Linked DNA regions of Homo sapiens: region 1 is linked to region 2. The links are chromatin loops, found by intact Hi-C in ENCODE. Cell type or tissue: PC-3. All regions are shown on one strand.

Region 1 (8,000 bases), 95 kb before region 2:
AAGACAACACTGTAACTGAATTCACACTCTTACTCTCTGGAGTTTGCTAAGCAATGGCAGAAAGGCTCTTTTACCCAGGCATAGAGTGAAGACTACGTATCAGAGATGAAGTGAGGAACTAGGCAGTCTCAGGAGATTAGTGTGTTGACACAGCAAGCACTAAGTCCAAAGACCAGACTCTAACTGGACTTAACTGGAAAATGACAGGAATAAATCATACTATTTTTTGAGTTTCAGTTTCTATAAACATCGGAAAAAGTGACGAAGACTAGGCGAAAATTTTTATTCTTAAAAGAAAAAGTCCTAATAACTAAAGAAAGTGAGTAACGTTATGACTATAGATGAAACATATCCATTTTATTTTATTTTAATTAATTAATTTTTTTGAGACAAGGTGTTACTCTGTGGCCCAAGCTGGATTGCAGTGGCATGATCATAGCTCACTTGAAGCCTTGAACTCCTGCGTCAAGTAATCCTCCCGCCTCAGCCTCCTGAGTAGCTGGGACTACAGGCCCATGCCAACATGCCCTGCTTTCTTTCCCCCCCTCTAGAGATGGGAATCTCGCTTTGTTGCTCAGGCTGGTCTCAAATGCCTGGCCTCATGCAATCCTCCAGCCTTAGCCTCCCAAAATGCTGAGATTATGGGTTGTGAGCCACCACACTCAGCTCCACATCCATATTTTAGAATCCTAAATTCAACTTTAATAAAACTAAGCTCTTTTTCATATTCTTGGCCTGGCACGGTGGCTCATGACTATAATCCTAGCACTTTGGGAGGCCAAGGCAGGAGGATCACTTGAGCCCAAGAGTTCAAGACCAGCCTGGGCAACATAGTAAAGACCCCACATCTATTTTAAAAAAAATAAAAATAAGTTCTTTTTCATATTCCTAAATATCAGAAAATTCAATGACATTTTAAATGTTATTTAACTACATTCAAGTAACCTACTGAGCATATAACTAAAAGCATTAAGAAAGAAAGATTCCAGTTTTGCTGTTGGCATGTTATTAAAGCAACCGTAAAATCCCACCAAGTTTAGTCAGACACCTCTAGTCTAAAATTCATTTTAATTGCTACATTTTTATAACAATATTAGTAATTTAGATATAGCGCATATTTTAATATAAGAAATGTAATTTTGTGTTTTATACATACTTTATTTGCAAATTTAAAAAACTTTTTAAAAAAACTGACAAAAGTCTCTTAGTGAGGAGGAAAGGTTTTTTGTTTTTCTTTTAGCTTACCTAATTACACTTACGAGAAACAACGTAACTACACATTAGCTACATCAATGAAAAGCAATCCTGCAATTATTTTTAAAAATCCAATTTCAAAAAGGCTACTGTAAATAAAACAACATACTTCAGATTTTTTTCCTTGTTACATAAGTATATGAATCAGAACAAAAGAAAAATTTGTTCAATGTATCCAAAAGAAACATGAAACATTTTTAAGGGAAGAAGCTTTATCTCATTAAGAGAGCAAGTCTCACTAATATTTAGAGAGCAAGACTTCCTTCCTTACTTTATATTGTGAATTATGAAAACATCATGTTCTAAATAAAGTCTACTAAATGCACTTTAGTAAGCATTATGTTCTATAATTCGGTTCTATTATGAGATTCTAGATAAATTATTTGTATTTTTAAAACAATAAAGTTAATTTTAAAATAAGAGAGTAAAGAAAAACCCAACAAATACATGTTAATTAGCTAGATTTAGCCATTCCACAATGCATACATATTTCAAAACATGTTGTACATAATATAAGCAATTTTTGTCAATTGAATAAATTAATTTTGGGCGGGCACGGTGGCTCACACCTGTAATCCTAGCACTTTGGAAGGCTGAGATAGGTGGATCATTTGAGCTAAGGACTTCAAGACCAGCCTGGGCAACATGGCAAAACCCGGTCTCTACAAAAATACAAAAATTACCCAGGTATGGTGGTGCGTGACTATAGTCTCAGCTACTTGGGGGGTGCTGAGGCAGGAGGATCACTTGAACCCAGGAGGCAGAAGATGCAGTGAGCCGAGATTGCACCACTGCACTCCAGCCTGGCAACAGAGTGAGACTCCATCTCAAAAAAAAAAAAGGCCGGGCGCGGTGGTTCACGCCTATAATCCCAGCACTCTGGGAGGCCGAGGCGGGCGGATCACCTGAGGTGGGGAGTTCGAGACCAGCCTGACCTACATGAAGAAACCCCATCTCTACTAAATATACAAAAATCAGCCAGGCATAGTGGCGCAAGCCTGTAATCCCAGCTACTTGGGAGGCTGAAGAAGGAGAATCGCTTGAAGCTGGGAGGCAGAGGTTGCAGTTAGCCAAGATCCCACCATTGCACTCCAGCCTGGGGAACAAGAGCAAGACTCCAACTCAAAAAAAAAAAAAAAAGTGTGACAGAGAGCTTTGAAAACAAAAATTGCAATAAAAATAAACAGACATATAACCCACAAACTTGAGCTAGGTATAATGATGATAAAAACAAAGATAAACTTAATGTTCAAACAAAATCTAAAAAGATAATTTGAAAAAAGTATATAAAGTTAACTGTGAACAAGTGCTCAAAAGACACTCATTATAGAGATGTGACAAACATCTAACAAAATCCAAACACTGGATAAGTTATGTTCATTTGATTTTCATACACAAGGAACTAGGCAACCATTAAGAGCTAAGCTGACATTTTTAACAGGTACATATTCATTCTTCTATAACTAATTAAATTACATCTTCTTTTGTATATCATTATGTTCCTTTATAAACAACTGTATTGGACATCTTATATACATATCCTCACACAAGAGGTATTAGTCCTATTTCCTTTGGGTAAATACTTAGAAGTGGAATTTTTTTATAATGAAACCAAGATAATACTTAAAAGATTTCTTAAATAATTTTCTGTTTCCTAAAAAAATTTTTAAACAATTTTCTAACTATTTCCTTGTGATATTTAATATTCTTCAGAAAAAAATGCAGGAAAATTCCTAATTTGTCTGAAATTTAAGAATTCTACCTTCATTTCTTTAACATTGTATACTTAACACAAACTCATAGTTAACCTATAACCCAAAGATCAGTATAAACGACTGCTGATAAAAGTGGGTGAAACCACTTACCAGTATGTAATCTATATGCTTCCATCTTAATGCTTTACTTCATAAAGCAATAAATCCATCATAAAACCTTGTACTTTACTCAAAGGCCTTATCTCAACACATGCATTACGTGTCCCTTCTTAGGTTTCAATCAGTGAAAATCCACTAGGTAGCATGAGCAACTATGACATCAGCCAATCATTCTGAACTTCGATATCAACCGGAATGAGGCTTATTTAGCGTGTTATGGACATTAAGCAGCATTAAGATTACTAAAGCAACAAAGAAACGACTGCTGTCATCCCACTGTCTTCTGTGTTTTGCCTTTATAAGCAAAAATATTGAAGATTATTAAGACAACTTTTCTTCTGTAACTTACTGGAAGAAGAATGAGGTAAGAGGCTAAATGTTTCACATTTGTTTACTAAATTTAATTCTAGAACAATGTGAAATTTGGAAGGGGAAATTCTATTTTTAGTTTAATCCTAGATTTATGTTTTAAAGCTGACAGAAAACCATTTTGAAGAAATTTTTCTTTATTTAATGAACATAAATTTTTTGAACAAAAGGTTTATTATTGTTAACTGAGAAAAAATTTGAGGTAGCTAAAGTTAACACTCAAATTATATTGGAAATTCCTTGGCTATTTTTACTAAATTTCTCATAATTTCCAGAAGTTAGGGGCTAAGTTTCACTATGTTAACTATAGCATTAATAGCATGAAAGTGATTATAACTGTTTGAAATGATGAAAGAAATTTAACCAACTTCTTTTCCTTCCCAGGTAGCCAGTGTTTCTACATTTTATCTTTTTTATGCTAAAAATTATTTCTTCTGTTTTTATTGACTAGTAACAGATTTCAACCCAAATTCTAATGGCATTATCTCACAGATTCAAAAAATGACCAATGACAGTAAAGTCAGAAATGGAATTATTTCTTGATAAAATACAAATATGATCTAAAATGCAAATGACACTATTAATTCAAATCAAAATAAAACATCAGCGTTTCAAATCTACCAGTCCCTAAACTTATTTAGAACATGAATAAATCGAGACTTTCTTCTGTGAAACAAGTATACTTAGAGATATCGTACAGCTCCCATGATGAGCAAAAGGAATCTCCTTATATGTTTAATGGTGTTATCAAGTGTAACAGCAACTCCATGTGGACTGTGTACCAATTTCCAGTGGAGATGCTGTTACTTTTGATGGTTACCAACTTGCTACAATATAAAGGTATAATAAAGAAAGACAGAAAATTGTGGTCACTTGGACTCTCATTTGATTCCAGCAGAAAAAAAGATTTTCAGCCTGTTTTATAAAATTAACAAATGATTAAGAATTAATATCAATTTTCTTAAATTCAAGTTTTGTAACACCAAAAAGATCCAATAATGGAAGAGGATTAAAGTCATCATTCAGAAATGGTATACAGGAAAATGACCTATGAATTGACAGACAATATAGCTGAGTTTGTCTGTCATTTCTTTAGGCCAATATTCTGTATGACTGTGCTACTTCAATATCAGAAATCGACTAACACCACGCAACCAACGCAATGGCAGGTACACAGAAGATAATCTGTAACACTACCATGTAAATGTATTGAGTAAATAAAACATAAATATACCTAATGAAAACTTGTGTTTTTCTGACAAAGCTCATATTTATTTAACCTAACTTACTGACCAGTCAACCTATGTACCATTTAATTATCAGGATGTATCAATTAAACCAGTTTGCTATATTTACTAATACATACATATGATCCACCTCAGAGTCCAGAGGGCTATTCCACCAAGGAATCCCCACCCACCTCAATCACTTCAGTGAAATTCCCTAGACATCTTGCTCTCTAAATAGTGAAAAGAAGAGTAGCCGGGCACAGTGGCTCACGCCTGTAATCCCAGCACTTTGGGAGGCTGAGGCGGGCGGATCACTTGAGGTCGGGAGTTTGAGACCAGCCTGACCAACATGGAGAAACCCCGTCTCTACTAAAAAATATATATATATAAAATTAGCCGGGCGTGGTGGCACATGCCTCTAATCCCAACTACTCAGGAGGCTGAGGCAGGAGAATCACTTGAACCTGGGAGGCGGAGATTGCAGTGAGCTGAGATCGTGCCACTACACTCCAGCCTAGGAAACAAGAGTGAAACTCCATCTCAAAAAAAAAAAAAAAAAAAAAAAAGAAGAGGAGACAATGACATGGCTTATAAAACTTTCCAAAAAAAAAAAAAACTTTCCAGTGTGAAATTTTAAACAAATGTTTGTGGAAACTCGTCTCAGGTATAATCACTTTAATTCTTTTTCTTTTAAACTAAGTCTGAGGCTGGGCATGGTAGCTCATGCCTGTAATCTCAGCACTCTGGGAGGCAGAGGTGGATGGATCCTTTGTGGCCAGGAGTTCGAGACCAGCCTCGTCAACGTGGCAAGAGCCCATCTCTACTAAAAATACAAGAATTAGCCAAGTCAGTGGCGCGTGCCTGTAGTCCCAGCTACTCAGGAGGCTGAGGAGGGAGAATCACTTGAACCTGGGAGGTGGAGGTTGTAGTGAGCCAAGATCACATCACTGCACTCCAGCCTGGGTGACAGAGTGAGACTGTATCAAAAATAAAATAAAATAATCTGAACTGGACAGAATTTACATTAATTCTTAATGTAAGTATTAAGATATTAGTAGTTTACATCTGACCAAGCTCTGTAAGAACACCACAGCAACAATATTTAGATTATTCCTAAAGTCTTACCTCAGATCCAACTTATAATAATATTGAAATAGCTTTCCAATGACTTTCCAGTCTCTAGCCTCTACTTTCTTTTCCTAAAACATACTCTTACTCCTCAAGTCTACTTAAAAGTTTAAACTTCTTAATAGCATAATTTAGAAAAAATTCCATTCACCAAATTAAAAAAAATTGCTCAAAGAAAATGAAAATCTGGAATGTGTTCCTAAAAGGAAGAATTAACATTCCCCTCTCCACATCTGTGAAAAACAGCAACAACACTCAAAGCCTCCCTAATATTACTAGAAGATAAACTAGCTAGACTATTATCTCATTAAAAACAGGGGCCATGTCAGTCTTGTTCACTGTAGCAACTAGCAGTTCCTAGCACTGACACGTACTAAGTGCTTGACAATGTGTTCTGTTTTGTTTCGTTCTGAAGAGACAGTGTCTTGCTCTGTCATCCAGGCTGGAGTGCATTGGCATGATCATAGCTCACTATAACCTCAAACTCCTGGACTTGAGCGATCCTCTCGCCTTAGCCTCCCAAGTCGCTGGGACTACAGGCCCACACTACCACACCAGCTAATTTTTAAATTTTTCTGTAGAGATGGGGTCTCACTGTAATCTTGAACAGCTGGCTTCAAGCAATCCTGCCGCCTTGGCCTCCCAAAGTGCTGGGATTACAGGCATGAGCCACTGTGCCCACATAACAATGTTTCTTAAGTGAATACATGAATAGCTCATCATCTATGGAATACTGTGCTTTACACCAAGTAGTTTGCATTTATTATTTAGTATTCATAACAGTCTACCTGCAACCATTGCTTTTCCTATTTTATAGAGGAGCCAGAGGCTAAGTAAATTCCTCAGTCTCACACACAGTGAATGGCAAAGCCTGGGTTCAAATTCAGTTGCCATTCTCCAAAGCTCACAGATTTCCAAGCAACTTCTCTTTCGAAAAGCACAAAAGGGAGCTGTTCGGGATAAAAGAATTATTCTAAGACACAATTATGATAGTGGCTGTAAAACTTAACAAATTTACTATAAATCACTTATAATAAATGAATTTTTCTTTTTTAATTTTTTTGAGATAGAGTCTCACTCTGTCACCCAGGCTGGAGTCCAGTGGCACGATCTTGGCTCACTGCAACCTCTGCCTCCCAGGTTCAAGCAGTTCTCTGCCTGAGCCTTCGGAGTAGCTGAGATTACAGGCCCGCGCCACCATGCCTGGCTAATTTTTGTATTTTCGGTAGAGATGGAGTTTCACCATCTTGGCCAGGCTGGTCTTGAACTCCTGACCTCATGATACACCAGCCTCGGCCTCCCAAAGGGCTGGGATTACAGGCGTGAGCCACCGCACCTGGCCATGAATTTTATAGTATGTAAAGTATGCTTTAATAAAGCTTAAGAATGAGGCTGATCTATGTGTAGTGATTTGGAATAAATCATAACACATAAAGTGAAAAAAATCTAGGCACAGAGCAGAAGATAGAGATACTCTCTTTTGTATAAACATATGTATGTGCTGACAGAAGAATTCATTTTTTCTGGAAAGATTCAGAAACAGCTGTAAACAATGACTGCCTCAAAAAAAGGTTCTGGATACCTGGAGTAGGAAAAAGCCTACTTTTCAGTGTACAAGCTTTTCTACTATGAATTGTTCACTATGTCCATCTATTACCTTTCCAACTCAAAAAAAAAAAAAGGGAAAAACTGGGAATATAATCATCAGTGTAATCATGTGCATTTAACTACAATTTCTTAAATTTTAAGTATCTACACAATTACATAATCCCATTTCCACTGAAAAGGAAAGCAGACTCAGAATGTGAGAGTGATTCTCTTCATTCCTTTAGAAAAAATACATTTCAGGCTCCCCTGCTAAACACTGTCCATCTTTGGATCCATGATACCTTAATACAGCCCAATAAATTCTCATAGAAAAAAAGTCAGAGACTTTACTTCTAAGTATCAATATTTAAGAAAATCTAGTTAATATTTTAACTGTATGATAGAATTGTTTTGAACTTATATTTTAGTCCCCCAAAAGACTATTTTAGCATATTTTATTTAACATATATAAACGGTTCTTAATCATCCACATTATTTTTCAATTTTTGAAGAAAAAATATTTCACTTTAAAACACTAAAAAATTTTAGAAAGCATTCT
Region 2 (8,000 bases):
GCCTCAGCCTCCCAGGTAGCTGGGACTACAGGTGCCTGCCACCACTCTCGGCTAATTTTTTTGTATTTTTTTTAGTAGAGACGGGGTTTCACTGTGTTAGCCAGGATGGTCTTGATCTCCTGACCTCGTGATCCACCTGCCTCGACCTCCCAAAGTGATGGGATTACAGACGTGAGCCACCGTGCCTGGCCAATTTTTGTATTTTTAGTAGAGACGGGGTTTCACCATGTTGGCCAGGCTGGTGTTGAACTCCTGACCTCGTGATCTGCCCGCCTCCGCCTCCCAAAGTGCTGGGATTACAGGCATGAGCCACTGTGCCCGGCCCAAGCCCTTCTTAAAGTTGAATCATTGATCTGGGATGCTAATGACTTTTAAAAACTTGATTGATTTGAAAATAATGTAAATTCATAAACTTTTATGAATTTTTATATTATTTTATTTTATAAAATAATATAATTTCATAAACTTTTCCCCCTCCCATATGGATATCAACTGAGATCAAACCTGTGTGGGAAACCAGGTAACTATCTTAAAACTGTACAACTGCTGGCCGAGGCAGGCGGGTCACAAGGTCAGGAGATCGAGACCATCCTGGCTAACACAGTGAAACCCCGTCTCTACTAAAAATACAAAAAATTAGCCGGGCATGGTGGCAGGCACCTGTAGTATCAGCTACTTGGGAGGCTGAGGTAGGAGAATGGTGTGAACCTGAGAGGCAGAACTTGCAGTGAGCTGAGATCACGCCACTGCACTCCAGCCTGGGCGACAGAGCGAGAGTCCGTCTCAAAAAAAAAACAAACAAAACAACAACAACAAAAAAAACTGTACCACTGCTGCCATCATTATAATTTGAAACTAATACAAGTTGGTGAAAGCTGATTAAACTTCCTTGCTTCATGCCTTGTCAGCCCAATCAACTGTATTTCAACATAGTGGTGTAACATATTTTCTTTTACTCATGTACTTGATAGAAGGAGGGTGTTGATGTGTGATATTATCAACAGTGTCTCTGATCTGTATTCTTCCTTACAATTGTCAGCTGCTCACAGGAACAGCAGAACAGTGTTTTTGTAGATTCTGATTCATTGAGTGTTGGTGCTGATGAGACCTTTGGGATTATTTAGTTAAAATTCTTTTATTTTTAATCTCCGTGACATGAGTTTACCTATATAACAAAACTTCACATGTACCCCTGAACCTAAAATAGAAGTTAAAAAATTAAAGTTAAAAAATAATCTTTTGGCTGGGTGCGGTGGCTCACGCCTGTAATCCCAGCACTTTGGGAGGCCAAGGCAGGCGGATCACGAGGTCAAGAGATCGAGACCATCCTGGCCAACATGGTGAAACCTCGTTTCTACTAAAAATACAAAAATTAGCTGGGCATGGTGGCGCGTGCCTGTAGTCCCAGCTATTTGGGGGGCTGAGGCAGGAGAATCGCTTGAACCCAGGAGGTGGAGGTTGCAGTGAGCTGAGAACGTGCCACTGCACTCCAGCCTGGGCGACAGAGCGAGATTCCGTCTCAAAAAAAAAAAAAAAAACTTTTATTTTGGCATCTGAGAAAACCAAAGCCTAGAGAAGTAAAGCGGCTTTTACTAATTGTCATGTGCTCTTTTCATTTAGTCATCACAGTGACAGTCTCAGAAGAGCTTCTCTCCAGTGGCATAGGTGGGCACCCAGTTCTCAGTAGTAGTAGGTCTTATTAAAGACAAACAGTGGAAGGTAGCGTTGGAAACAATTTTGAAGCAGCTTTACTTTAATTAAATGATCATTCTTTTTGATAAAAAGAAAAAGGAGAATCTCCTTAAGGTTGCAATGTTTGTAAATACCTTGTCCCCTCTGTGAGATTTTACATTTGAAGTTGTTTCTTATAATTGTTTTATATATGGTATAGTCTTTTTTTTTTTTCCTGTCAGGGTCAGATTTTCTATCACAGTACTTTTTGTTAGAAAATAAAATATGACTTGGGTACCAATTAGAAGGACTTTTGTTTAGTTCTCATCTCCTCAAAAAGGTTAAGTTTAAGTATTTAGTTAAAACATGTTAATGAGTTTCTTTGTGAAATGTTTTTGTTTTAGTTACTTACACATTGGGCATGCAAAAGCTGCTCTTCTGAACCAGCACTACCAGGTTAACTTTAAAGGGAAACTGATCATGAGATTTGATGACACAAATCCTGAAAAAGAAAAGGAAGATTTTGAGAAGGTAATTAAAAGTGTAGTGATGACCCTTTGCCAGAAAAGTGAATTAAAGTTACAGGATTACCTAATACCTTCATGGTATGAAAATAAATTTTGTTCTCATAGCTGCTTTTTTCCCTATCTATATATTCCATATCTGAGACCTAAGCCAAGAAATGTCGAGCTCCCATACCAAAAAACTTAAGAGTTATTTTTCCTTTCCCCAGTTATAGAGTTTACCTGAATGATATGTTTTCCTATAATACCAATTTATTAAATGGTCACTGGAGGCAGGTTTTTTGGTCATATAATCTTAAGTTTATGAATGAAATAAACACTAAGTAGGTATTGGAAAATGTGAAGGTTTCCTAGCCTCTTATCTTTATTCAGAAGTATGGCAGTGTATTCAAAGAGAGGGCAAATGATTGTCAGTTCTCCCAGTAATGACCAGCTTTTCCAAAGTAAATGGAAAACTCCATCGTGAGATCAGCTTTCTCAGCTGGAAATTTGGAGGCTAATATAATGAGTATCTATCTGTTTTTTCTTTTTTGATCTAATATCATGTAACTTCCACAACCATTTTCAGGCTAAATAAGACTGATGGTCTATGTTACATTTGCTTAAATGCAGTATCAAGGGTTGAAAATGCACGAAAAAATGCAAAAGATATACTGATGGTTATTTTGGTTTCTTACTACAGGTTATCTTGGAAGATGTTGCAATGTTGCATATCAAACCAGATCAATTTACTTATACTTCGGATCATTTTGAAACTATAATGAAGTATGCAGAGAAGCTAATTCAAGAAGGGAAGGCTTATGTGGATGATACTCCTGCTGAACAGATGAAAGCAGAACGTGAGCAGAGGATAGACTCTAAACATAGAAAAAACCGTAAGCCACATTGTTTTATATTTTAATTGATATTCTTATATTGTGCTTCTTTAGTAGAACGTGATTTCTTTTTTGTGAAAGCTGCTAGTTTTTTTGTTTGTTTGTTTGTTTTGAGAAGGAGTCTCGCTCTGTTGCCTGGGCTGGAGTACAATGGCGCGATCTCGGCTCACTGCAACCTCCGCCTCCCAGGTTCAAGTGATTCTTCTGCCTCAGCCTCCCAAGTAGCTGGGATGACAGGCGTGCACCACCACACCTTGCTAATTTTTGTATTTTTAGTAGAGACGGGGTTTCACCATATTGGCCAAGCTGGTCTCGAATTCCTGACCTTGTGATCTGCCTGCCTTGGCCTCCCAAAGTGCCGGGATTACAGGCATGAGCCACCGTATCTGGCAAAAGCTGCTAGTTTAAATACATTTGGGTATATGACTCATTTGTCTTAGAAATCTTTTTTCTTCCTCTATCTTTATGTTCTTGTTATTTTATTAACATCACAACTGCATGTGAATATGCCCTTAGTATCTCACTTATTATGTGTAGTCTTTTGCATTGTATTCATTCAATTTGAAGGATTCCTTCTGCAACATTTTACAGTTTTCTTACTTTAAATACTTAGCCTTTCTATAATACAATGTTTGATGATAATGTTGTCACCCAAGTCTTCCTTTTGGCATGTGGGTAAATATGAATATAATATATAGTACAAGCTCAGTACTAACCTGTATCTCTGAAATATCACTTGACTGAAGAGCATATCTTTCTTATTCATGGCTTCTCTCCTGAACTTCTAAATTGGGTGATTTTCATTCTGTAATTATGTTGTCAGAACTTCACTATAATTAAACCTGGAGTGCCACATTTGGGAAGTATTAGTAAATTAAAATAGTTATAATGAGTCTTTTTTATTTTGAAAAGGTTTTCTACATTTTCAGAGGTGGCTAACCAATGGACTTTTAGACCTATCTTGATTATTTGAGGGCAAGTGTCTTACATTTCTAGTAGCTTCCACAGAAAATTATTGTTTAACAGTTTGTATGCATACAGGGCAGGTTTTTGCTAGATATTGTGATATAGAGGGAGCCATAGCCACTTGGAATGTAGAGTCCTTTTTTCTGGTATTAAACTCTTTTCTTTCCTGTGTCACTGTTTTCTATCACCTCTTATTTTCTTGGATCCAAGAGTATCCTGCTTCTCATTGGGATGATGAAGGGGCTTTCAGGGAGCCCATGAGCTCAGACTCTCAACCTGAGCTGTGTTCTTTAGATAGGCACGGTCTGTAGTGCCAATGCCTGTGGGACCTTAGGGCCGGACCAAACCATTCTGTCCCTTAGGCATGAGGTGGCAAAATAAGAATGCTTCTGCTTTAAAGGCAGAATGTTAAATTTCAGGGAGATGAGAAGAGAAGGGGCTGGCCCGTTGTGCCATGATGGGAAGGGAAACACTAGGTGAGCGGAGCCTTCAGGCCTTGTACTTTTTCTTATGCTTAATTGATACCACATGAGTGGAATGTATTGATGTTACCTTTTCTAAAACGTATTTGTATTTGCTAAATGTATTGTGAAACTTCTTTAATTAAAAAATGACGCATTTGCTCTTGGTACTGGATACTGGAAATATTACAGTGTTTTTAAACTAACACAGGGTGGTTATAAAACAAGAACATGAAAATTTATATCAAATTATAGCACTATGAGAATAATTTGAATTTAACCAGATTAGTGAACCGTAATGTAATTATCATTTTATAGCTATTGAGAAGAATCTACAAATGTGGGAAGAAATGAAAAAAGGGAGCCAGTTTGGTCAGTCCTGTTGTTTGCGAGCAAAAATTGACATGAGTAGTAACAATGGATGCATGAGAGATCCAACCCTTTATCGCTGCAAAATTCAACCACATCCAAGAACTGGAAATAAATACAAGTAAGTATATCTCCTTCAATATGCTAGGTAGCCATCTGTGCTTTTGTTTTGATCTTCTTTAAACATGGAGTACAAGCAAAATAGTCAAGAAACCTGGCCTTTTGTTCATCCATGGGTTCACTGGCTGGTGGCCTTCTGTAAAGGCATGTAGCCTTTCACGGGCCGTTTACTCACCTGTCAATTAAGGTTCTACCACATTATTTCTAAGATCACTTCCATCTATGAAAGTCCTGAGTCTGCCTAGAGTTGCTTTTTTTGTATTGATTAGGTATACTGTGATGTACATCTTTAGGTGAAGATACTTTGCTTCCTGTAATAAACTTTGAGTCTACTTTGCACAAATTGATTCCTAAAAGTAATAGTATTGAAAACTTCCAGAAATATGAACAATACAGGAGAGTAACATGTGTTTAGATTAGTTTTCAATGTGGATTTGTAGGTTAACGAATCTTTGTTTTAAATGGACCTTTTCCAAAAAAAAAAACCCTACTTTATAAAATAAATCATAAAAAATATTTTTTAATACTTTGAAGAAGCGTACTACACATAAATGCTGAATTAAAATTTCTGAAGAGAATGGTAAATGTAAATGATTACTTGGTTAGCTGATGTGACTTACTTTAAACTCATGGGTGCTGACATGTCTGTCCATATATAGACAAATACACATGTGATTATATGTGCATACATATCATTTTTCTCAGGATTACTCCTTGTTTTACTAAGCAAATCCTTTCAATACATTTGGAAAAGTGACTTTGGATACACATTTTCAGTGTCAAATAATTGCAAAGCATAATGCAGTAGCATCTTAATCAAGTTGTATCTTAAAAGTTAGAATGTATAATGGCTGGGCACAGTGGCTCATGCCTGTAATGCCAACACTTTGGGAGTCTGAGGCAGGAAGCTCTCTTGAGGCTAGGAGTTTGAAACCAGCGTGGGAAACATAGCAAGAACCTGTCTCTACCAAAAAATAAATTAAAAAAAAAAACTAGCCAGGTATGGTGGCACGCTTCAGTAGTTCTAGCTGCTTGGAAGACTGAGGCAAGAAGATTGCTTCAGTCCAGGAGTTCAAGGTTACAGTGAGTTGTGATCATGCCACTTCACTCCAGCCTGAGCAACAGAGTGAAACCCTGTCTCTAGACAAACAAAAAGGAAAGCATTGGTTGGGTGTAGTGGCTCATGCCTGTAATACCAGCACTTTGGGAGGCCTTGGTGGGTGGATCACTTGAGGCCAGGAGTTTGAGACCAGCCTGGCCAACATAGTGAAACCCCATCTCTACTTTAAAACAAATACAAAAATTAGCGGGGCATGGTGGCGCATGCCTGTAATCCCATCTATACCTGGGAGGCTGAGAATCACTTGAACCCAGGAGGCGGAGGTTGCACTGAGCTGAGATCGCACCGGTGCACTCTAGCCTGGGTAAAAGAGCGAGACTGTCTCCAAAAAAAAAGAAAGAAAGCATAATGCACTAATATATATATATATATATATATATATATATATATATATATATATATAAATTCAAATTGATACTGCATGTAAATTGTATACATTATCTTAGTCAGAAACTGTTTTTTAGACTATTTCATCTTAAATGTAATTTTGACCTAATGATTTTCTGGTCTTCTGTCGGTTTTTTTTTTTTACACAGTGAATGGAGCACTGTTTTTGAGTGTGTTTGAGTACTTTTAAGACTTTTAGGGATTTACTTGAGTAAGGGATTACTCAGAACAGAGTGAGACTCCGTCTCAAAAAAAAAGATGTTCAAAAGCTAAATTTCCTTAAAATTATTACATGTATTATTTATTGCTTCCTACTATGTTATACATTGGCCATTACAGAAATATTATGATTATACAATTTGCCAAGCCAATACCTAATTTTGTATTAGATTGCAAATTTGCTTTTTTGTTTGACTGCTAAGTTGACAACTGACTCATTGTTCTCAAAGGCTGATAATGTTTTGATACACTTTGAGTATTAAGTCATAAAACCTTTTGGTTTTTAAGAATCTCTTAACTTGTAAAGAATTACATTTTAAATTAGTATTGTTGTTTATAATGCTTAATCTAAGAGGGAAAGGGTAAAATGTTTTGTTTATTTTATTTTCTTTTTTTCTAGTGTTTATCCAACATATGATTTTGCCTGCCCCATAGTTGACAGCATCGAAGGTGTTACACATGCCCTGAGAACAACAGAATACCATGACAGAGATGAGCAGTTTTACTGGATTATTGAAGCTTTAGGCATAAGAAAACCATATATTTGGGAATATAGTCGGCTAAATCTCAACAACACAGTGCTATCCAAAAGAAAACTCACATGGTTTGTCAATGAAGGACTAGTAGATGGATGGTATGTTTAATGTTACTTAGAATTGACAAGAAGTAAGGACATAGTAGATCAGTGATTTTTAAACTGCTTGAGAGATAGGGAAGGTGATTGGGAGGAGGGGGAATGGGTAGGCCTATAGAATTCCTGATTCTTATCTTCTTCTCAGCCAGTGCATTAGGGCTTCCCCTTCTTGTTTTAATGCCACAAATAATGGAGTGCCCACTGGGGATCATGGAATGAAAAACACACATGAGGGCACATCCTCTGCAGGTCTTAGCATTTAATAGAAGAACAGTTTTGACTTTCTGGTTCTTGGTATATTTGGTTACTGATCTCTACTCTCTGCTGAGGCTGAGGTTTTTCTTTTTGGCTAGGTCCCAAGAAGGTTAAAATACCCTTGAATCGAAGTGAAGATGTAAAAGTTTATCTTGAGCTCCATGAAAAGGGTATTACTGCATACTTACTGAGGTTTGCAGATCCCTGCAGAATATTAATTTCCTACATATATTTTTGTTTTATTCCAAAGGGCTTTATAAAGTATATTCATATGTGAATGACAGGATACCATCTTTTTTCTGATTCTCATGGTCCTATGTGGAATAGGGACCTTGAAAATGTTTGATAAATAAAAATGTATGAATGCATGGGATTTCCATATTTGAAAATGTCACCATT

The links. Hi-C counts contacts between places; a loop is a spot of excess contacts. Peaks named below come from ENCODE experiments on the same cell type or tissue, not always from the same donor. Only the 100,000 strongest peaks of a DNase experiment are listed, where the experiment ranks them.
Region 1: a loop joins it to region 2, with 2.3 times the contacts of the local background. A loop is called at or near these places in 5 of 110 quality-filtered maps.

The regions. Positions count from the first base shown.
Region 1 is chr1:220,114,477-220,122,476 of GRCh38, reverse strand. All of the region lies in intron 12 of IARS2 (isoleucyl-tRNA synthetase 2, mitochondrial), which reads right to left. It overlaps MIR215 (microRNA 215), which reads left to right and starts at 4,515; the gene lies at 4,515-4,624. MIR194-1 (microRNA 194-1) reads left to right here and starts at 4,236; the gene lies at 4,236-4,320. LOC124904515 (a long non-coding RNA gene) reads left to right here and starts at 3,364. Exons shown (of 2, transcript XR_007066883.1): 1 at 3,364-3,492; 2 at 4,594-4,735. RefSeq lists an enhancer at 7,635-7,804. In PC-3, no CTCF peak of the experiment used is centred here; no DNase peak of the experiment used is centred here.
Region 2 is chr1:220,019,334-220,027,333 of GRCh38, reverse strand. It overlaps EPRS1 (glutamyl-prolyl-tRNA synthetase 1), which reads left to right. Exons shown (of 32, transcript NM_004446.3): 7 at 2,076-2,202; 8 at 2,878-3,070; 9 at 4,816-4,987; 10 at 7,113-7,346. Among named protein-coding and RNA genes, the nearest start is that of EPRS1, 23 kb to the left of the region's middle. RefSeq lists an enhancer at 102-603. In PC-3, no CTCF peak of the experiment used is centred here; no DNase peak of the experiment used is centred here.